Regions from separate parts of the Homo sapiens genome. Here all the other regions are linked to region 1. The links are chromatin contacts, found by Hi-C or POLR2A ChIA-PET in ENCODE. All regions are on one chromosome and are shown on one strand. Each heading gives the region's core, a stretch centred on a gene start or an enhancer-like site at or near the end of the contact. The rest is flanking DNA. Distances are from core to core; before and after follow the strand shown.

Evidence for each region. Hi-C counts contacts between places; a loop is a spot of excess contacts on that map. ChIA-PET counts read pairs that join two places held with the same protein, here RNA polymerase II (POLR2A). Pooled maps may share reads with other maps.
Region 2: a map of posterior vena cava shows a loop between it and region 1 (16-fold over the local background). The contact joins the promoter of AGAP1 here to the promoter of HJURP in region 1. A Hi-C loop is called at or near these places in 1 of 168 maps with a recorded cell type or tissue (posterior vena cava). POLR2A ChIA-PET finds 5 or more read pairs at or near these places in 1 of 52 experiments (PC-3).
Region 3: a loop to region 1 is called in a map of CD4-positive, alpha-beta T cell, with 7 times the contacts of the local background. The contact joins the promoter of GIGYF2 here to the promoter of HJURP in region 1. A Hi-C loop is called at or near these places in 1 of 168 maps with a recorded cell type or tissue (CD4-positive, alpha-beta T cell), 2 of 37 single-sample maps with no recorded cell type and 13 of 50 pooled maps. POLR2A ChIA-PET finds 5 or more read pairs at or near these places in 1 of 52 experiments (activated CD4-positive, alpha-beta T cell).
Region 4: a pooled map shows a loop between it and region 1 (5-fold over the local background). The contact joins the enhancer-like site here to the promoter of HJURP in region 1. A Hi-C loop is called at or near these places in 2 of 50 pooled maps. POLR2A ChIA-PET finds 5 or more read pairs at or near these places in 2 of 52 experiments (OCI-LY7 and WTC11).

What each region holds. Positions count from the first base shown.
Region 1 is chr2:233,852,056-233,857,798 of GRCh38, reverse strand. HJURP (Holliday junction recognition protein) reads left to right here and starts at 3,264. Exons shown (of 9, transcript NM_018410.5): 1 at 3,264-3,415; 2 at 3,889-3,955; 3 at 5,179-5,234. The coding sequence starts at 3,299. RefSeq lists a silencer at 3,063-3,322 and an enhancer at 2,390-3,382.
Region 2 is chr2:235,491,076-235,496,818 of GRCh38, reverse strand. It overlaps AGAP1 (ArfGAP with GTPase domain, ankyrin repeat and PH domain 1), which reads right to left and starts at 2,776. Exons shown (of 18, transcript NM_001037131.3): 1 at 1,970-2,776. The coding sequence starts at 2,132. RefSeq lists an enhancer at 649-1,522.
Region 3 is chr2:232,695,199-232,700,941 of GRCh38, reverse strand. GIGYF2 (GRB10 interacting GYF protein 2) reads right to left here and starts at 3,611. Exons shown (of 29, transcript NM_001103146.3): 1 at 3,550-3,611. RefSeq lists enhancers at 2,413-3,107, 3,108-3,804 and silencers at 3,309-3,638, 3,669-3,758.
Region 4 is chr2:232,835,154-232,840,896 of GRCh38, reverse strand. GIGYF2 (GRB10 interacting GYF protein 2) reads right to left here. Exons shown (of 29, transcript NM_001103146.3): 23 at 926-1,048. Among named protein-coding and RNA genes, the nearest start is that of SNORC, 32 kb to the left of the region's middle. Within about 2 kb of position 2,161, at least 16 of the 41 ENCODE cell types and tissues checked have a DNase peak (open chromatin) inside an H3K27ac peak, as active enhancers do; they include OCI-LY7, where a contact is called at or near this core.

The sequences.
Region 1 (5,743 bases), core at 2,015-4,514:
CAACTCCATGCAGAATAAGTCTCCATCTCTTTTATTTGAAGCAAAATTCAGGCACATTTTATAAGAGCAGCCGTAATATAACTTTAAAGAGAACTATTTCCTAGGCATTTAAACAGCACTTGGAGGGTTGGAAATCCCAGCCCGGCCAGTAGAGGGCACTGTGCAGGGGCAGCCGGAGCCACCCGCCGTCATCTCTGGAAACCCTGTGAGATTCCAAGATGCTGCACCCAGAAACCTGCTGCTGGGGAAGGAGCTGACTTGTGATCCTTCCCTGTTATGTGGGAGTGGAAAGTGGTGGCAAAGGAGTTTGCTTAGCAGGTCTGGAGTAATATGGTTAGGCTGCCAAGGGTGGTAGGGTGAGGTGTTACAGAGAATGGCATTAAGGGAGGAGACCACTCCTCATATTGCCTTATGCTCAATTTCTGCCTCTAAAGAAAGAAGTAAAAACTAAAAGGCAGGAATGAAATCCACAAGCAGACAGCCTGGCGCCACACCCTGGGCCTGGTAGTTAAAGATCGACCCCTGACCTACTCGGTTATGTTATCTATAGATTACAGACATTGTATAGAAAAGCACTGTGAAAATCCCTGTCCCGTTCTGTTCCATTCTAATTACTGATGCATGCAGCCCCCAGTCACTTACCCCCTGCTTGCTCAATCGATCACGACCCTCTCACATGGACCTCCTTAGAGTTGTGAGCCCTTAAAAGGGACAGGAATTGCTCACTCGGGAGAGCTCGGTTGTTGGAGACGTGAGTCTTGCCGAAGCTCCCAGCTGAATAAAGCCCTTCCTTCTTTAACTCGGTGTCTGAGGGGTTTTGTCTGCGGCTTGTCCTGCTACAGCATCACATGAGAAGCATGATACAGGGTTCTTCTTTCTTTAGCTGGAGCACCACTTTAGACCATGGGATGGGGAAAGCCAGTCAGAGACGACTGGAAGACCACCAGGCCAGAACAATAAGGGTTAATGCATGGACTTTGGCTGGCTCAGAAGGAGTTTGGCTAAAGCAAGTATGTTTTGGACTTCAATTAAAGACTTGAACTTGAGATTGAGAAATCTTTCCACTGAAGCTGCCCCCAAACTCCTAGGACAGAGGCAGATGCTTGGATTGTCAGTGAAGCCAGCAAAGGAAATCTTGGAATGGTTTCCCAGGAATAGAGAATAAGCCCTGGGAGACGCCAGTTTTGAAAACTGGTACTATCGTGCTTGTTAGAGAGTCATGGTGAGGCAGGAGAATAGGGAACTGGGGTAGCAAAGGGTTGAGGCATAAGCAAAGGAACAGCAGATGCAGCCAGTTCGCATAAGCAAGAGAACAGCAGGTGCAGCCAGTTTTAAGCAAGATTGGGCAGGACATAGGCTACATCTTCACTCCCGTGATAACAAGAAAGAAGTTTCCACTTCAGCCCCTGAATGACTGCAGGCCAAGTTTCCACTTTAGGCTCTGATTGGTCACAGGCCAATCCTTCATAGGGTGTAACCAATTGGAGGCCTCTAAAGGGTACCCAGGGGTGTTGCCAAGTTCTTTTGGCTTTATAAAAACCCTAATTGAAGAGGCTCTTGAGCTGCGGGCTCCAGTCCGCTCGCACTCTGTGAATTGTCTTCAATGAATCTGTGCTTTCCTTACTCCGTTCTCCTGTTGCTTTGTTTTTCGTTGCTTCATTCCTTTGTTACTTTGTGTGTTTTGTTCAATTCTTTGTTCAACACACCAAGAACCTGGACAACTCTATCTGGTAACAATGGAAGAGTCAATCATCCAAAACTCAAAAAGAAAAAAGAAAATCTTATTCAAGGTCTCAAGTCTCTAAATGGGCCCAGTTAGATGTTTGAAAAGTAAATTATGTGTGGGAAGCACAGAGTCCAAGGAAGAGCATGTTAAGTTTCTGAACACTCCTAAGGAAGGAGGAGGAAGACACCTCGGTCTGTTTGTGAAAATTGGAAAAGGTACAAGTTAAATGTGTAGATCCTGCAACTGGAGAAGACTCAGAGAGGATGTTTATATAGGGAGGAAGGGAAGGAAAGAAACAGGATTGGTAGGTTACCCCATCCAATTCCGTGGAATTGAGAGCTCGGAAGATAAAGTGGCCCAGGGTTTTCTTCCATCAGACTGAAATGATACAGCCTTCCTGTTCCCACCTGGATCAGTCACTGGTGCTGGGCCACCCTGGGGCAGCAGGACCTTGGGTGAGGGAGTTCTCTGCAACTGAATCATCCCAGAATAGGCTGACAACTGAAGGCCCCTGCCAACTGCCCTCCTAGCAGCTGTGGCATCTTAAGGGGAATCAGGCCAGCACATCTCTGTGTCCAGCACAACGCAACACGTTTTGTGGACACACACACTACATGAGCCCTGAAGTTCTTACCCTCCACCCACTCCCACCTAAATTTCCGCAGGACATCATGATAGAATTGCCGTGCAGGCTGAAAGGAGGTGAAGAGCCCCCTCTAAGGGACCTCCTGGTGCTCAGTAATGCTTTTATTTTCAATCACATACTATGGTAATCATATCAGCACAAGCACACAAATGTGGTTAAGTGATGAAGCTGAATGAAACTTTCCTAAGATGTCAATCATAAATTCCATCAACCATACTAAAGACTGATTTATCTTGCTCTTCTCTCTGGAGAAAATATTACAAGATTAATATCAATGAAGAAGCAGAATATGCAATCAGAAATACATAGGGAAAAAGCTGGGTTAATAGAAGTATTTTCCTGGATTTTGTGATGTGTATCGCATTTGTCAGCATCTTTAAATGTGTCATTCGTTGAGACTTATTTTTTCCTTCTAGATGAATATTCGCTATCCTGCCTCCTTTTGGGTTGGTAATTTGGGGTTGTCTTTCTTAGGCCCCTGCCCTGGAAACTGCGCCGGGATCCCAGGCGGAGGGGTGAGGAAGGCGGACCTCGCCCAGCGGCGACACCCAGAGCAAGTCACGCAGAAATCTCCAGGCCGCACTTATCTCCGGTGCACAGCGCGGGAGATGACACGCATCCCACCGGATCTCGCACAGCACCGCTGATGAATAAGCACACAGCTGTTTGTACAACTACCACCGGCCGTGGCGGCCGGAGACCCTCCCTCCCTTCCGCCGGACATTGGGGCGTGGCTGGAAACTCGGGAGTGGATTGGCCGGAAGGTGGGACGCAAATTTGTTTGAAAGGCCCAATCAGTGCCCGGCTTCTCCGCTCTAGCCAATAGAAAACCGAGAGGAAGGCAGGGAGGGCGGAGTCTCCTATTTGAGTTTGTGGCGCGCGAGGCCCTGCAGTCCGGGTTGGCGCTTGGGTACTGGCTGGGTCCGATGCTGGGTACGCTGCGCGCCATGGAGGGCGAGGACGTGGAAGACGACCAGCTGCTGCAGAAGCTCAGGGCCAGTCGCCGCCGCTTCCAGAGGCGCATGCAGCGGCTGATAGAGAAGGTGCGGCCCCCGCCGGTCCGCCGGGAGGGGAGGCCTGCGTGTCGGAGTGAGGCTGGGAGGGGACGTAGGACGGGAAGGGAAGGGGCTCTGAGGACTCGGAGCGGGGGTTGGGGAAGCGGGACTGGGGCTTGGATGCGGAGAGAAGGTGGAGGCGGAGCTGGGGGCTCCGGAGAGGGAAAAAGGAGGCAGCGCCGAAGGCTTCGGTGCGGGGACGGGGAGGAAAGACTGGGGCCTCCGGAACGGGGAGTGGGGAAGCAGGCCTGGGGCTCGGGTGCAGAGAGGAGGGTTTGGTGGGGCTGGGGGTGCTCCTGAGTGGGACGAGAGAGGCGGAGTTGGGGGCTCCGCTGCAGAGACCGCGTTTGGGGCGCCCCAGGCCAGACTAACGGCCTCTCACGGGCTGGCGCCGCCTCCTCCCGGGTCTGGGGCCCCTCGTGGCCCTGGAACCTGACAGGAAGCCCCTTCCTCCTCCGCAGTACAACCAGCCCTTCGAGGACACCCCGGTGGTGCAAATGGCCACGCTGACCTACGAGACGCCACAGGGTAAGGGTCTTCCCCACCTTCTGAGTATTCGGGTGAAGAGTGTGAATGGAGTAGTTGAAATGCTGTCCCTGCTCTCTTAAGAAGTAAACATTGTTCACCTAACTAATAGGAACCAAAACATTGGTGCCCTTAAACCTGTAAATTACTTGAATTACTTATTAGAACAATTCCTGAAGAGACATAGGTGCCTCCTGGCTCACATGCCTCCGGCTTACCGGGTTGGCATCCCCGCTGGCCACCTCCCCACCATGGCAGCGTGGGGCAGTTGCTTAGCTGGACTGGTCTCAGTGTCTTCATCTGTGAAATGGGAAGGATGATGACAATAATGTCTCCTGGGCGTGGGTGTTGTAACAGTCACGTACAATCCCTATGAAACTGTGAACAGTACCCCGCCCCGCACTGTGAATACTCACATTGACTATTGTTTGCCCTGTTTAACTTGGAGTAGTAACTGTCTTCCTTGAGGCTCCAAGTACTTGAATAGGGAGGAGAAGGCATTCCGTTTAATAGTTAATGTAAACGGACTGAAATCTTGTGGATTCTTTTTGGTAAATAGCTGGTGACACTTTGCACTGGCTGGGGTCAATTCCTCCCATATAGCTTTATAACTAACTCAGTATCACTTAATGAAAACAAACCTCAGAGCAAGTTCTATGTTGCATTAAACGGACACAGAAGGTTCACAAGATCTGCTCCTTGAGTTAAAAGAAATCCTACCTTTCTGCCTTTATAGCCAATCCAGACACATCTTGGGTGAAAAGTTTACACAGGCAGAAACTAAAATATTCCAGTGGCAGGTCTGCTACCCTTTGGTCTCTGTATAACATGTAGATTGCCCTTAGAAAGCATTCATTCAGTATATGGGATGTAGAGATTGCCTGCGAAAAGTGCTTACTCCCTCTATATGGTATATAGATTGCCCTCTATATATTTTAAGGACAGTCGCTGTCATATGTTCCTTGTTTTCATTTAACTTTTTGGGCTAATGATGTAATTTGATGAGCCGTTTTCTAGTAGGTAGGAGAGATTTCCATGAATGACGAATTTGCCTTAAAAACCTGAAACTTTACAAAGAGGAACAATCGCAGGGTATCAGAAACCTGGCTTGGTTTTAATATTGTACCTTTTTTTTGCCTGTCACTTTGGCATCTGGTGAACACAGATTGAGCAGAAGTTCAGCGTTCAGGATTATGTAAATGGTCATTTTTGTTTCTTTTCTTCAGGATTGAGAATTTGGGGTGGAAGACTAATAAAGGAAAGAAACGAAGGAGAGATCCAGGTATTTAGTGTCAAATTTTATTGCCAAATAACCTTGCTGTGGAGGAGTATTCATATGAATAAAGGTGTGGGTATGCCCAACCTCTGAGCTTACGCAGAGGCCACCACGGGGCACTTTTTCTCATGATTATACTCTTTCTGTTTTTAAGGATTTAGAAGCATTTCTTCTGTAGCTTGTCAAGTGCAAGGAGTCACTGTGTAATATTTGGCCTTTTTCATCACCCTGTGTTTCCTGTGTCACAGGCTGAGGGGCTCTGATAATACATGTGCAGAGGCTGGGCCAGTTGGGTAACCCTCCCCAAGGTCACGTGCCAGCCCAGCGAGGCACTCACTTTGTTTGGGTCCTTACAGAAAATACCAAATCCAGTTCCTTCTAGGGAAGAAGAATGTCTCTCTTCCTGTTTTGAAAGGGGAGGAAGAGAGATGAGGAGAGGTGCAGCCTGGAGGATCACACATCTTTCCTTCTGCATTTTTCTACCTTCGGAAGACCCTGGCTTCCCTGCCTAGTTG
Region 2 (5,743 bases), core at 1,527-4,026, 1.6 Mb before region 1:
TAGGCATCGTGCTGTCAAAAAAAACCATCATCTAGGAACGACGCATTTTTTTTTTCTTTTAAGGGAGAAAGGAAAATGCAACCACATCCTCTTGCTAGAAAGTCAAACTGCTTTGCTGGAAGTGCTTGAGCCCCAGAGCTCAGCTTCAAGAATGGGAAATAAAAACGAGGTGTTGTGAACCCCACTCAGCCAGAGGTCTTCATGCAGCAAAAGAGGCTCTCAGCCAGGTGCCTTCAATACCTGACGCCGGCTTTCACAGTGTTTCATCAGACTTCTGTGGATGCAGCCAGAGAGCCAGGAAGAACCATCTGAAATGAGCACCGTGCAGCCTTCACAGCTCCCGTAACAGACGCAGAGCTGGAGCTCTGGAGGAACCTTGCTGCAACACCACCTGATCATCAGCAGATGGGTCCAGGTCCCACCGCCACTCATCACGAGTCATGCAGAGGCAGACAGAGCCCATCTCTTGAGGAATCCACAGAGCATCTTAAGTCACCAACAAGGCAGCCAGGTGACCTCATGGGAGACAGATACACACAAAGGGCTAGGACCCCATAAGGCTGGAGCTCCACCCGGATCCTCCCCTGGAATTAACAAGTCCCCCAAGGGTATAGTCTGCCAGTCATCCAGCCTGGCTGGGACATGGTTCAAGTCTACAGGGCTGCCAAATGCCAAGGGCTCAGCAACACAACATCCACTTTCTCCACCTAACTGGCCAAGTTTCAAACCAAAGCACTTCGGGGTTAGTAGTTCAGACTACATAGTGCCAAGGCAAAGCCTCTCTGTGGGCTGATACCCTCTCCCTCACAGAGGGAGGAGGCTGGGCAACGCCAGCACCAGGCTTTCAGGCACATTCCTGCCGGCTTTGGGCCATTCTCAATGTTCCTCAATAGAGGTCTTACCGGCCAGTCTGTATTATGGACAAGCCACTCTGCAGGCTTTTTACCATCACTGGCCAACAGCGCTGAGAAGGGAGAAAGTGCTGATCAACTGTGGCTAAGATATGACTCCACACTGTCCACGCACATGCCACCTGGTGCCCCAGGTGAGTCTTGGCCGGACCAAAGGGATGAAGCAAGAAAATAAATCAGCAGCCTGGAAACAGAGAAATGAGAGCCACCAGAAATCCAGAGGGCACAGCCCCGGAAGGCAGACTGCTGCTGTAGCTCTCCTGGAAGGCCATGGCCCTGCCTGACATGCAGAGGGAAGCGGGTGGGGATTCTGCCCAAGCATCCTGCCCCTCTTAAAACCACAGCACCCTCCACTTCAGTGGCCTCCAACTGCAGACATATGAAAGCGAGACCCTTCCGCTGGAGGACGCCCTGCCCTCCTGGTAGGGTTCTTCCTCTAATCCAACCCCGGACTTTTGGTTGGTACAAAGCACACTACCGGTTCCAGCGTTTGCACAGGGGCACCTGGACACGATGCTCCCGCGGCTAGGGCTGGCTCTCGGCATCCACTAAGTTCAACTGCACCCCTGAATTAAGCAAACACACTAAGGAGGGCAGCCCTGCACCGCCCAAACACGCCGGCCCGGGCCTCGCCCCCAGCGGCAGCACTTCTCAGAACACGTCTTCAACGTCCAGCAAGACGCCCAGGCCTGGCCTGGTAACCTGTCAGGGGTCGGGTGGCGCCGACCCCGCCGGCTGCCCCCAGGCGTCTGCTGGGCCGGGACGCTCCGGCAGCCCAGGACGCGGAGGCACCGAGCCACTTTCCCGCAGGAGAGACTCTATTGTCCACGATCAAATTAACGCTGACGATCTATCTTCCTGGCGGAGCTCGCGGCGCGGCGGGGCGCAGGCGACGCTCGCCCGGCCTTGCAAGACAAGCAGCGCCGCAGTGCTCCCTCGGCGGAGCAGCCGCGTGCCCCGGCCGGCGTGTGTGGACACCCGCACGCACACAGCGCACACCCCCGCCGCGCCGCGGGCGTCCGTGCCTTCCCGAGGCCCCAAGGCGGCCCGGCCCTCACCTTCGATGGCGATGACGTGCTCCCGGATCTGGTTCTGCAGCACCGGCTCCTCCACGCGCTCCAGCAGCTCGTAGATGGAGTAGATGTTGGGGTGGACCGACTCGAAGCGCTGGATCTCGGCCCGGATGGCAGCCGAGTTGGCCAGCTGCTGCTGGTAGTTCATGGTGCAGGCGCCGCGCCCGGAGCCGCGCGCCCCCCGCCGCCGCCGCCCCGCGCCCCGGGGCCCGCGGGCCGCCGAGCCCGGGGCGCCGCAGCCCCCGGGGAGCCGGGCCCGCCGGCGGCGGGCGGAGGAGGCGCGAGAAGAAAGGCGCGGGCGGAGCAGGCGCGGGGCTGGCCCGCGGGCTCAGTTCATGGCCGGGACGCGCGGCCGGCGAGCGAGCGGGCCCCGGCGTCCCGGGTCAGCGGGCCGCCCGGGGGGAGCGCGCCCCCATGGAGCGCGCCGCGGCGGGTGCGGCCGGCCCCGAAGGAGGCTTGCTCGGGTGACTTCCTGAGCCGCAGCCGCCTTCCAGCCCTAGGCGCTGCTCCGCGGAGCAGCCATTAAAGCCCAGGCAGCCGCCGCGCTCCGAGCGCCGGGGCCGAGGGCCGACCCCTGGGCAGTGTGGCCGCGCTGCTCTGGGCTCCTGGCCGTGGCGTGGGTCCGCGCGCTGCGTACTGCGCCGCCCGGCGCGCCGGGGCCCCCGCGCGAGCCCGCCGTGCGCCGCCCGCCGACCTGGGACCGAGTCGCAGGCGCCTTGCAAGCCGCGGAGCCCGCTCCGAGCGCCGCCCGCCGCCTGCCCGGCCGGCCCCCTCCCTGGCACGCAGGGCTCCGGCCCACGTCGGCCCCGCCCCCGCCTTCGCCCTCGCCCGCGCCCGCGCCCGCGCCCCGCCTGCCCGCGCGCTTGCCGCCCTCCGGCCGCCGGCGCTGCGTCCTCCTCGGCGCTTCCCAGCGCGCCGGATCCCGGGGAATTGCGCCAGGCCCCGCCCCGCGCCTGCCTCTGGGCTTCCTGGGACTTGTAGTCCGCGCCCCCGGCGGGCCGGGCCAGGGGGGTGCGCGGGGTGTTCACACTGGGCCGGGGTGCGGGACCCTCCCGCCGGCCAGGCCCCGCGCCTGCCAGCTCCTGCCCGGGTTCTCGCGGCGGCCCCCGCGCCCCGGCACGGGGGAGGCTGCCCGGGAGTTCGCCCGCCGCGTTGTTGTTTGTTTCCAAGCGGCTGGCTCCAGGAGCCTCTGCGACTCGCCAGTGTCCCACGGCCTCGCTTGGTTGGCGAGCCTCCCCTTCCCGCGTTTGGTAACTTTCTGCCTCCTTTCTCAAAGTAGCACACGTGCTTTCCCTTAATACATGCGATTTCTTTCCAAAGGCGAAGCGCCTCCTGAGCCCATGCGGCGTGGGGGTCCACACTCCACGAGTGGACTGAAGTTTAGACAGGGGTGCGAGATGCGACAAAATACCACAGAGGCTTTCGAGGCATCCTTCTCCCTTACAATTTTTAAAAATCGAGCCGTGGATCTCAAGCTGCTGCCTCCTGAGCGCCGCTGCCTGCTCCACGGGGTTCCTTAGCCCCTGGACCGTCTGTCCCACCGCAATCCCCGATTTAGGTCATCCCCGGGGACCCCCCGCGGAGCTGGGACCGCACTGCAGCAGCGCTTGGAAGGCTCGTCTCGCCGCTTTGAGGCAAATGGGACCCTTCAGATTTGCGGAAGCACTGGCTGCCGGGCGGTCCCACAAGGTCCTGGATTGAGGACACTGGCTGAGTCCCTGCCCCCAGCCATCGGCGTGGTCTTTCTGAAACTCAGCCAGCCGGGCCGGCATCCCCGTTTAAAGCCTGCTGAGCCTTCACCGGCTCACATGCAGTTTGCTATGGCCTAAGCACCCTGGTATCCAGCCGTGTTGGCTTACTGGCTGGGCTCCACAACTTCCCAAAGATGTGCTGACATTTTTACCATTCCGGACCTGCTTGTCTTCTCCTTGACACTTAGGCACAGGTCATCACTCCATGCCTCGGGCTGTCCACGCATAAGTAACTCTAGTAACCAAGAGGCAGGCATGTGGCCTCACCAAACCTGACCTATCAGCAGCAGCTGATCACTTGCGCTCCTGGAAACCCCTTCTCCCAGTGCTCACCAGGGCTTCCTGCTGTGTTTCTGGCTTCACTGTCCCTTTTGTGGTTTTCTTCTACTCCCCTAACCTCTAAATATGGAGGGCCCCAGGGCTTATGGTTAGGCCTCTTTTCTTTGCTATTTGCTGTGATCGCCCCTGTCTTATGGCTTTGAATATCATACACAGGTTAATGAAGCTCATATGTATCTCCAGCTGTGACCTCACCCCTGAATAACAAATTCACATCCACCTGCATCCTCAACATTTCCTGAAGCCTAGCTGGTGTTTAAGTCCAGCATGTCGCCAGCTGAACTCCTGCCATCCCTTCCGGCTACATCTCCTAAAAATCTTCTCCATCCCAGTCATCGGCAACTCCAGGCCACCATTTGCTTAGGCGAAAAATTCAGTGCTGTCCTTTTTGCTTATCATTCTCTCATATCCCAAATGGTGTCAGCTCCACCTTCAGAGGATCCAGAATCCCACGACTTCTCACCACTCGGCTGAAGTCAGGATCATCTAGCTGGACCATCACTAGATCTAACAATTGTAATAGCTCACTGCTTCCTACCTGGTGAAACTTACAAAACCTACGTCCGGACTTGTCATGCCTTTTCTCAAAACCCTCCAATGACTCCCATCTGGCCTCGCCCCACAGGCATGAGCTCTTATCAAGAGCTGCTCAGGGGCTGAGCTATTCCCCTACTTGTAAGCTAACAAGTTAGCCTGCCACAATTCATGGATGCTGGCAGAAGACATGAGACTCCCAGATCAGAAACAAAGGACTTTGTTATTCATAATAGTAGCATTAGCTGGAATATCAGCATTTTCATGCACCAGTTTACTGAGACCCAATTCCCACGGGCAACATGAGGCCCAGGTGAAGCCTGTACTTGGAGTCAGCTGCCCTATACGAGTTTTATAAGTTTTTAACCCTTAGCTTAGAGAGCTCAGATCTTTCATACGGGCAGTAAGTGTGTCTGCCCTTCACTCCAGAGGGAGACACTGTTTTTATCATGGACAGTAAGCATGTCTACCCTTGACTGTGGCAGAAAACATTATCTCTGTCTTCCAAGGCTGTTTGCTCTGCAAACATCCTTGAGAATATAGTCCAGAGCAAAGGCGCCTGGTGTCTCTACCTGTGTACCTGTGTTACCCAGCAAGGGCTGCCATAAAAACCTTCCACAGGCCTGGCATGATGCCTCATGCCTATAATCCAACACTTTGGGAGGATTGCTTGAGCCCAGGAGTTCGAGACCAGCCTGGGCAACATGGTGAAACCCCATCTCTACAAAAAATACAACAATTAGCCAGGCACAGTGGTGTGAGCCTCTAGTCCCAGCTACTCCGGAGGCTGTGCAGGGAGGATGGCTTGAGCCCAGGAGGTCAAGGTTGCAGTAAGCTGTGATCATACCACGGCACTCTAGCCTGGAGGACAGAGCAAGACCATCTCAAAAAAAAAAAGGCCGGGCGTGGTGTCTTACGCCTGTAATCCCAGCACTTCGGGAGGCCGAGGCAGGCGGATCACGAGGTCAGGAGATCGAGATCATCCTGGCTAACATGGTGAAACCCCGTCTCTACTAAAAATACAAAAAAATCAGCCGGGTGCAGTGGCGGGTGCCTGTAGTCCCAGCTACTCGGTAGGCTGAGGCAGGAGAATGGCGTGAACCCGAGAGGTGGAGGTGGAGCTTGCAGTGAGCCA
Region 3 (5,743 bases), core at 2,362-4,861, 1.2 Mb after region 1:
AATAAAAATCTCTAGTTTTAAAGAGATGTAATTTTTCAAAGTATTAAAAATGAATGGAAACTCTAGGACTTTTTTATCTTATTTTAAACTTCTATTTCTTTTTCATTTTATATATTTTTCCTTTTATTCTTAAATACTCTCCCATGCAAAAACCATAGGACTTTATCACCACAAAACCCTAGTGGGAATCAAGCAGTGAAAAAAAGCTTGAGTTCAGACTGTTACAACAATGACCAAACAATATGCCATGGTAATTTAAACTGAAGGAAAATGGACATTTAACTTGCCTCTAAGAGACCTGGGTTAACACCAACATAGGCTGTAGATTCAACCTAATGAGACTGGTCCCACTATAATCTATAAGAAATAGAATAAAACAGAAAGTATGGGAAATTTAATCAGCAGGAGCTAATGGAGAACTGCAAACAAAGTCAAAATTTGAAAATGGCACAAGTCAAAGATCCTACAGAAGGGCAATCATAAAAGCGACAGTAGTAATCTTTTTACCCAAAAAGGTTCTCCCAGATAGCAATCACTATCAACAGTGTCATCTTCCAATGTGAAGGTCAACAAAAAGAGAAGAGACAATATGGAGTATTAAAATGCAGAGTCATGAAAACAAATGAGCTGATATGACATCAAAGACATAATTTGGAAATGTCATTTCAAAAACACAATAGAAAAACAAGAGGAAGAAAGGCAATTAGTTAAAACACTACCTCATCACTACCATCACTATGCCTCCCTTTTAGCCAAGGAGTTGCATTCACACACTGACCTTGTAATTTCCATCTTCTCATGATTTTGAGGCAAACCTACTCCAAAGTGTTTTTCACATATGCATCTCACCAGCAAAAGCATTTCAAAACCAAAATATTAAAATTCCTCAGCTGAACTAAAATGAAAGAGGACATTTATGAAAGCTCAGTAAAAAGAATATGGAGATAAACTGGAAGGAAATCAGAAAATGTTTTTTGCAAAAAAATATGTCTATTAAGTATCAGACTAGACAACTAGTCTGAAAGGTAAAAGTGGAGGAATAAAAAACTCAGCACAAAAAGTTCTACACGTGTAAAATGTGAAGGATATACACATGAATTAGAGGAAGAGTCTCCGGGCTGGACAGCACAGTATTAAGAAAAATTCTTTACTAACCAGATTAAGGATAATTTGAGTTAATACATTGTTTCCACCTTTCTTCCTGGTATGTTCCTTAATCATGTGTCTAAATGTGAAAGGAAAATTTCTAATTTCCCTACATTTTCAAATATCCTGAAATCTCCAAAGAGCCTCCTTCTTGTAAAGCAATTGCTTTTGAAAAGTACTTTCAAGCAGTTTATCATCAATCTCATTTTAAAACGTTTACTTTTGAGAAAGATAATTCATTATAATTTCCTGAAATACTGAGCATCCTAAATTTTTCCAAATTAGCGGATGGGGATGGGAGTTAAGGGGGTTGGGGAGGCTGGCTGCTGGCCCAAATTTCCAGAATCTGATTTCCCTTTCCAAGAATCACAAGAGATAAGAAAAAAGAATTCAGGATAGCAAATAATCCATCTCATCTTAGTACCAAACAGTAAGTACACACATCTCCCACCAGTCTCCCACTCACCCTAGCCTCTCAGCCTAGGCTAGCCTCCATGCTTTTCCCAGTCTACTCCTGAATCGCTCCTAAGCTTTTGTCTCCGGGTCTTTGCTCTTGCTGCTCCCTAGCCTAGAGCACTTTTACCCCAGTATAGCTAAAGAAACAGCACCTTCACCTCTGTTGGGTTTTTCCTCCAGTGTTAGCTTCTCCATGAGGCCTTCTCAGGGCACTTAAAATTAACCCCTCCCCAAACCCCTATTATTCTATCTCCCTGACTCATTTTTTTCTTTCACATCGCTTACCACTACATCAAGTATTTTACCTATTTATCTGTCTAGAAATGAATTCCATACAGACAGGAATTGTTTGGTCTGTTTTGCTCCCAGTACTTAACAGTGTAGTAAGTGCTCAACAGGGTATCTGTCAAATAAATGAATGTATGAATGAATAAACAAATGAATGGAAGCACATGGTTCCTTCTCCCTCCCAAACCTCAAGAGTCTCAAATGCTGTCAGGTACCAAAAAGTCATGAAGCCCTCTCCTTTCTGGTGAAGCACTACCATCACCAGTGTATTCCTTGATGTTAAATTTCGAAAGAAACATCATGTGACATTTTTCCAGTTACGTGCCACTTTTAAATACTTTTCTAGTGTCCTCTTCTGTTGTCAACATCTGATGTAAAAGCCAAGTACATATTCCAGTTTGAGCACATCAGAAACTGCTACACCAACTAGTAAAACACGTAAAACCATCAATGAATAAGAGAAAGTATTTGTGTTCTAGGCAAAATGGACAAAATAAGGCCAAAGCTACAAATATTAGAAGGAGCAAAATTAATGTACAGAAAGAATGACAGAATTTTTTTTTCTAATCTAGGAAGTCATTTGATTCTAAAAAGGACATACTATATAAAGAAAGAATACCTTCCCCAGGCACAACATTGGGAATCAAAACTGCCTTAATTCAATGTATGTAGCTCTAGAAAGGAAGCTGTTCACAGCTTCTAGCCCCATACTCAATTTCTTGCAAGTTAAACTGGAATACTTACCTTTCTTACAGAGAGACTACGTGTGTTTAAGTGCTTTGACTTGCAGGAAAACGAAAACAACAAAATAAAAAACACAGTACTAAATAATTAACTGCAAAACAACGTTATTGCTTCCCAAACACGGTCATACGCTCCGCTTCTTTCATGCCCCCATTCCCTGTTCGCTTGATTTATGTTTCAGTCGCAAAACAAGTATTCAGAGTGCTTTTGGAAACTGACACTTAAGGATAATGCCCATTTCAACCTGATGTGAACATTTGGGTCCCCAAGGCTGCCATGGGCTCTAGTTTCCCAGCCTCGGTCCCAAGGTTCCGATCATGGTGGCTGCACCTCGCCTCAGGCCTGGTCCAGACCCAGTACTCTCGCCACGGAAGGAGTCTCCTCCGTCCAGATGCTCTGTGGGGAAGGCAGGAGCGCACCTCCCAGGGACCAGGTGTGGACAGGAGAGCCGGCAGGAGCAGCTGTCTGGCCGCAGCAGCTGTTACCGGGCCACCCCGAGACTGGGCGGGTGTCTGGCGCGGAGAAGCAAGCAGAGGAAGGCGAGCCCTCCAGCTCCGAGCAAGCCGGCCTGACACTGCCCACCCCACAACCCTCCTGCCTTGTTCGGCTCCCCTCGCAATGCCAAGAGGCCCTGGCCTAGGGGCTTCTCGGCTCCTCGCGGCCGTGACGCGCCAGGGCCCTCAGCGCCCCTCGCCCAGGAGGAGGCTCCCTCCGGCCCTGCACCTGACCTGTCCCGTCGCCTGACGGCCCAAGCCGGCCGGAGCGGCCTGTGGGTGTCCATGCGGCCGGGCCAGCTCGGGCAGGAGGAGCAGGGGCGCGAACGCGGACCGGAGACACAGGCGGCCCGGGACGCGGCGGCGGGGCCGGGGCGCGGAGCAGAGCCGGGCAGGGGAGCGACACGGAACGGCTGGTTACCTGCGGTCCGGGACAGGGAGTCTCAGAACCCCAGTCAGTCCTCAGCCTCAACAACACAAGATGGCCGACACGTCGCCACGCACGTCACGTGACCGCGCTCCCGCTCCGCCACGCCCCCTGCTCCGCCCCCGCCCCTTCCCGCTTCCCTCCCCACTCTCCAGTCTCCCACGACATCCTTCCTTTCCGCCACCACCCGCCCCTCTGCCCAGACACGCCCCTGCCCGAGACCCGGATGAAAGGTTGGAAGAGGGCGGGGCCGTGGCAGTGCGCAGGCTCCCGCTGACCCCTTGGCAGCAGCCGGGTACCTGCCCTTGAGTTGAGTGGTGTTGGTGTCCAGGGTTGGGCCCGGACCAGGCACCGTGTGACTCACTGTCCTGTACGCCCAGAGCTCTTTTGCAGTTCAAAAGCCTCTGCATCACTTGCGGGCTGGTTTTCCAAATTAGAACTTTTCCACAGCTTTTAGTCCGGCATTTTTCTTCGCAGTTGCCATCCTAGAGCGAATGGGAAAGCCGCAAAAGCTGAAATTCAAAGCAGTTTCTCTACTTGTTAACAGTTCTGGTAGAACTGGGAATTCATTTCAGAGTGTTGTACTGGGACAGCTGGAAAGGACTTGAGAGCTCTGATTCCTTCCTAGGACATCTGGGGCTATAACCCTTTTACCTAGAGATGAACTATTTTGGAATTGACAGATAAAATACAAGACACCCAGCAATATTTGGGGCACACACTGAAAAATTGTTCGTTGTTTTTCTGAAATTCAAATTTAATTGGGCGTCCTGTGTTTGCTAAATCTAGCAACTCTATCCTTAGGCATCCCATTCTTGCCTGTGTCTCCAACTTCTTCCTTCCTACAGGATCCTTCCTGTCAGCTTTAAAGATTACTTGTGTCTCCCATCTTAAAATGGAATGTTAAAAACTCCAATTCTCATGCCGGGCGCAGTGGCTCACACCTGTAATCTCAGCACTTTGGGAGGCGGAGGTGGGCGGATCACGAGGTCAGGAGATCGAGACCAGACCATCCTGGCTAACACGGTGAAATCCCGTCTCTACTAAAAATACAAAAAAAAATGTAGCCGGGCGTGGTGGCACGCACCTGCAGTCGCAGCTAGTCGGGAGGCTGAGGCAGGAGAATCGCTTGAACTGGGGAGGCAGACGTTGCAGTGAGCCGATATCGCGCCACTGCACTCCAGCCTGGCGACAGAGCAAGACTCCGTCTAAAACAAAAACAAAAACCTCCAATTCTCGGCCGGGCAGTGGCTCACGCCTGTAATCCCAGCACTTTGGGAGGCCGAGGCGGCGGATCACCTGAGGTTGGGAGTTTGAGACCAGCCTGACCAACATGGAGAAACCCCGTCTCTACTAAAAATACAAAATTAGCCGAGCGTGGTGGCGCATGCCTGTAATCCCAGCTACTTGGGTAGCTGAGGCAGGAGAATCGCTTGAACCCGGGATGCTGAGATTGCGGTGAGCCAAGATCGCGCCACTGCACGCCAGCCTGGGCAACAAGAGTGAAAATCCGTCTCGAAAAAAACAAATAAACAAACAAACAATCAAAAACACCAATTCTCCCTCCTGCGACCCTGTTCCCTTTCAAAGCCAAGCTGCACCAAAGAATTGTTTATATGCACTTTCTCCATTTCCACACCTGGCATGCAATCATCAACCACACCGATGTGGCTTCTGTCCTTTCCTATCTGCCTATTGCTTGCCCTAAGAACACCCCATCCTACAGGTTGATAACTGGAGTCTTTCAGTCCTCATCTTGACTTCGTGTTTCCCTGTCTTCAATATGATTGGCCTCTTCCTACTTTCTGAAACACTTTATTTATTTATTTATTTATTTTTGAGACAGTTTCGCTCTTGTTGCCCAGGCTGGAGTGCAATGGCGTGATCTCCGCTCACCGCAACCTCCGCCTCCCAGGTTCAAGCGATTCTCCTGCCTCACCCTCCCAAGTAACTGAGATTACAGGCATATGCCACCACGCCCGGCTAATTTTGTATTTTTAGTAGAGACGGGGTTTCTCCATATTGATCAGGCTGGTCTTGAACTCCCGACCTCAGGTGATCCGCCCACCTCGGCCTCCCAAAGTGCTGGGATTACAGACATGAGCCACCGCTCCCGGCCTTCTGAAACACTTTCTTCCCTTGACTTTTATACCCTTACCGCTCAAAGTGGTACAGTAGCATCAACATC
Region 4 (5,743 bases), core at 912-3,411, 1.0 Mb after region 1:
TTACATTCTCTAACAAATTGACTGCTCTACCTCAAATCATATCCACATAAAGCATCTTCAAGACTCTGCTATATTATGTCACCTTTTCAGAGGCCTTCTCAGAACACACTACCTAAATTTGGACAATCCACCACACCATCATTATCCCTGACTCCCAACACTCTCCCTACCCACCTTCCCTTGTTACCTCTCTGACACTTATCAACCTCTCATACGCTTCATTTTCTACTTTTCTCTTCTCAATCAGAGGGTCAGCTTCATGAATGCAGAAAATCTTGCCTGTTTTAGACTCAGCTATATCCCCAGACCTTAAGTGAGTAGGTACTCAGTAAACATGTGTTGAATGAATGAATGAATGAATGAATGAATGAGCACCGAATGGCATACTGAACCAAACTATGAAAATTATTCATTTTCTCCTCTCTGTCAAAAGCTGTGTTATTCCCCTTCCCTTTTATACTCTTTTGTATCCTTCCTACCCTAATGATGAACTACAGGATATACACTTAAAAGCAGAGGTACTTTATTTCTGTCACATTTTTCTAGACTAGTCAGGGAACCCAGTGTCTTTAGAGAAAAACATATTCTGCTTTCTAGACATCAGACTTATAAAAGATTATCTGCACACAACTCACCCACAATTTTGAACAACCCGTGTAGTTTTATTTATGAGGTCTTCTCAAGAACTACAGTAAAATGTTTAAGAAAACTGAACAGTTATGTTACTCAATCTTCATGTTATACCTATGAGATCCTTCACATTTGCTAGGGTAACCAAATTATGGGCTGAAGTTTAATAATGAACGTCCAATTCAGACACACAACAATTCTGACAGTAATTGTCCTCAGTAACCACTAACCCATAATGCATGCTAGATATTCTGGAACATCGCTTGACTAGATCCCTTTTACTTTAAAATTTTACCTCTTCTCGAAGCTGCCGTTCTCGTTCTTCCTCTAGTTTTTGGATTTCAGCCAACGACAGCGTGGCCTGGGACTGACATGCTGTTGTATTGGACTGCTGGCCCCACGTTGAAGAAGAAGGAAGCTAACAAAAAAGGGAAGGCCAGAAAGTTCATGAGGAAATGTGGACAGGAAACAAAGAAGCAATAATGCATTATGTATACCCAGAACAAATGCATTTCTCTCAACTCCATTTACCACATTCAATTCAAATTTCCTTCTTCATTGCTTTTACTTACTATCCTCTCAGCTTCTTTTGCTTAAGTTTTTGTCACTGCTCCAAACCTAAGTTTATTTTAAAACAACTTATAATACACATACACACTTACATTTCATCTACCTCTTGGTGACAACAAATTTGTTACATCTGGTACTGACATAAACAGCAATATACAACCATAAAGAGGAGTAAACAAAAGAATCACTAAATTGGCTTAAGGATTTTTTAATTGACGAAAGCAACAAAGGACATGATATGCTGCTGTCCAGTGAAAGTGTTAAGGACACGATTTCTGAGGGTAGCACCATGAGATTTCTCATCTCATGAGAGATGCTGGCATAGTTCTTGATCAGCCTTTATGAAAGGGAGCCACTGTTAACCAGGCTGTAGCTTCTAGTCATGAGCATTAAGCTGCTTTTAATCAATAATTTTATTTTTCCCATCCCTTAAGATTATTGACTAAAATAGAGTATAAATATCTAGGTCCTGAATATTTCAATATTCTCAAAGCCTGATTATTCTCAGAGAACCCCTTGCTCTTCCTGGCCAGAAAAAGACACACTTTTAATACTGAGGCATCAAACAAGCGAACACAATAAAAAAGAAACCTAACCAGACTTAAAAAATGTATTTAATAAAAATAATACATGAACATAGATCAAAACAAATAAAATGCCAAACAGTCCCCAAAAGAATGGACCTACAGCAGAAATCTATAACAGTGGATATTGATAGGATAAAAGGTATAAACAGTTTAAACCATCACTGATACTGCCAAACAACTCTTCAAATGAATGTCTTCAACACTACTGAACATAATCAACTCTTAACATTTTTTAGCCAATATGACAGACAATAGGGCATTTCTCTCAAAATGCACCTGCCCTGGGGTGGGGGAGGGGTGCAGAGGGAAGTTAACAAAGACTGGGGGAGGGAGGTGTTGAGAGGCAAAACTGAGCAAAAATTAACTTTGTCTCCACAGGAAATGACTCATTTGAAGGCACTATCAAGATCAAGTAAGGCAGTAGATCTCAAACTGGCAGCATAACCTGAAGGGACCTATAAAAATGTAGAGGCCCTGGCTCCACCACACCTAATCAATCAGAAGATCAGAAGGGAAGGCAGGAGAATCAGCATATTTTAATCATTCTGATGCAGCCAGTAACCACTGATGTTGTCTAAAATCACAGTAGATGTGTCACCCCATGGTAATCAGGAAACAATCTTTCAAGCCCGCTTCAGCAGAACTCAGCCAGCACTGGGAATAGAGGCAGTGCCTCCAGAAATGGCCATCTATCCTCACGGGCACCTCTGAGAATCTTCCTATTGCTGTGCCAAAATATATTTATTTTCTCTCTCCTCCCTGGCCTGACTCCCTATTTCTCTCTATATACACACACATACATATGCGTGTATATATATATATACACATGCACACACACATACACACATATACATATACATACACACGCTCTTTCTCTAGGTATATATACACACAAAATATATACTCTATATTTCATAGGTCTGTTCTACAGACCAAAGTTAAGTCTTCCTTATATAGACTTATGTCTGCTGATAGCTTTCATTTTCCTTAAGTCTTCTTTGTACATCGGAAATAATATCCCAGAGCTCTTTCAACATTGCCTCATGACACTTACCAGCCCACCCTATAATGCCCACTCAGGAGAACTGCAGTGTGTCAATCATGCTTCTCAGAACAAACTTTTGACAAATCAAAAGCAAATAGGGACCCCCGAATGCCTAATGTCCTTCATTGATTTTTAAAACTATACTCTTCTTGTTCTGCGCTGACATTGCTACCTTACATTTCAACACTGGTTTTGCTTTAAGAAATAACTGTTTCACTGTCGGAATGACAGCATGAGGAGCTGCGTGGACCTGCTCCCTGGCAAAACTGGTGAAGATCATTTTTAAAATAATCATTTAAACTCTCTGGCTGGCAGCAGGGCCCCACACCTGTAATCCCAGCACTTTGGGAGGCCGAGGCAGGCGGATCACTTGAGGTCAGGAGTTTGACATCAGCCTGGCCAACATGGCAAAATCCCATTTCTACTAAAAATAAAAAAAAAAAGTAGCTGGGTGTGGTGACGCACACCTTTAATCCAGCTACTTAGGAGGCTGAGGCCAGGAGGATCGCTTGAACTCAGGAGGCGGAGGTTGCAGTGAGCTGAGATCGTGTCACTGCACTCCAGCCTGGGCGACAGAGCCAGACCCTGTCTCAAAAAAATAAATAAAGTCTCTGGAAATACTCCTAAGGGCATACAGCAAATGAAAAAAAGTTTATTCAAGAATATTTGCTAAAACTCAGTAAGAACAGCAAGAGTTGGTGATACTTAAACCAAGACCTACTCTCCTTCTCTCCTCCCAGCTTAATGAGACAGAAACTCCACTCTAGACTGGTACAGTCAAGACACGGCTTCCCTTCTCCCCTCAGCCATCAGTCAGCAGGCTTTCTTCCTGGGAAAAGCACATCGGTGTGTCTCACCCTGATGGCAGTCACCTGTGACAAATGCTAAGTTCCAAACAAGTGCAACAGATGTGGAGGCTCTCTTCTTGTGCCCAGCCCCACTCATAGGATGGAAACTTGACCACAGCAACACCAACACTAGGGTCGTGATCACCAATGCAGCTGGCCGGGCCAAGCCATCAGGAGAGGCAAGCCAAGAATACCTGAGGCTACTATTCTGCCCACCCTTCAGCAAATGTTAGAGGAAAGCAGACCACTGTGCCCACTTCCAGAGCTGACTGAGAGATTTTTGTCTGAGGGTAGTGGTGTAGGAAACAGGTAGAAAACAGAAAGCTCCAGGTTTCTTCCCAAAGGAACTGACTTTATTTGCAACAGACAGTGGATGAGTTCAAGCCTAATGGTGTTTTCAGAAACAGTAGAAGTTGGGATAAAAGGCAATTAGGAGGAGACTGGTAGATTCATAGGAGATACAGGCTAAACTGTAGGAGGCTGCTACCTTATCTGAGAAAACTAGTTAAAGAAAACTAGAAGAAATCCTCCCGGAGTCAAAACAAATTTCATATATAGACCTCAGGAGCTATTTCTTCAAAGAAACCTGAATTTAAGTGGATCAGTCTGTCAGTGTATGCCCCAAGGGATTTTTTTTTTTTTTTTTTTTTTGAGACAGGGTCTCACTCCGTCACCCAGGCTGGAGTGCAGTGGTATGATTTTGGCCCACTATAACCTCTGTCTCCCAGGCTCAAGTGATCTTCCCACCTCAGCCTCCTGAGTAGCTAGGACCACAGGCACACATCACCACGCCTGAATAATTTATTTATATATATATTTATATTTATATATATTTATATTTATATATATTTATATTTATATATATAAATATATAAGTATATATATGTATATATATATATATATATATATATATATATATATATATATATATATATATATATATATATATATATGTAGAGATGGGGTTTCACCATGTTGCCCAGGCTGGTACTGAATTCCTGAGCTCCAGCGAACCACCAGCCTCGGCCTCCCAAAGTGCTGGGATTATAGGCGTGAGCCACTGCACCCAGCCCAGGACAATTTTAACCCATTTCCCATCTGCCCCGAGAATATTTGCTGGCAGCATGTGCAGCTGCAGCGTTTACCCAGGGCTAACTCGCAGGTTTTTTTTCCTAGATCATTTGGCATCTGTTTTCTGTTCCAACAAGCTGTCCTAACTGCATCAGTGCTGTTTGGATATAATTCTCTGAAAAGCATTTAGGGGTAAGGTTAGGACTGTAATCCGAGAGTTATCTCGGGGTCAGCGCTGCAGCCACACGCACCACCAGGGATATTCTCAGGGCAAACGGGAAATGGGTTAAGAACAACAGAGCAATCAGCTAGCAATAAGTGGAGTGAAACAGCTGGGTGTGGAAAAGACAATCAAAGAGAGCCCTGCCAAACCCACGGTCACCTCGGAGTCACTCTGGGCACACCCAGTGCTATATCCCCAACATGGGCAAGAGCAAGGGCTTCAACATGGTCGGGGGGAGGAGGGGAGAACTGGATTCCACTAAAATAATCCATCCAGTCACAAAACAAATAAACAAACAAGTAAGAAAATCAAGCTGGGAAGGGCGGGTGGAGATACCCAGAGTTGCTAGAAGACATTATCAAAAAGTCCAGCTGCCAATAAAAAATTACGATACATGCAAGAAACAGGAAAGTATAACCCATACACTGGGGAAAAAAGCAGGCAACAAAAACTGCCTGTGAGAGTGAACAAGATGTCAGATTTCACAAAGACTTCGCATATGTTATAAAAGTTGTTCAGGGAACCTAAGGAAGCTATAACTAAAGTAGTAAAGGAAGGTATGATGACAGTGTCACACCAAATAAAGAATATTGATAAAGAGATAGATGATATTTTTTAAAAAACCAAAAGGAAATTCTGGAGTACCAAAGTATAATAACTGAAATTAAAAACTGCCCATCAACAGAGGATTGGATAAAGAAAATGTGGTGTTTATATAAGGCATGGAATGCTACTCAGCCACAAAAAAGAATGAAATCTTGTCTTTCAC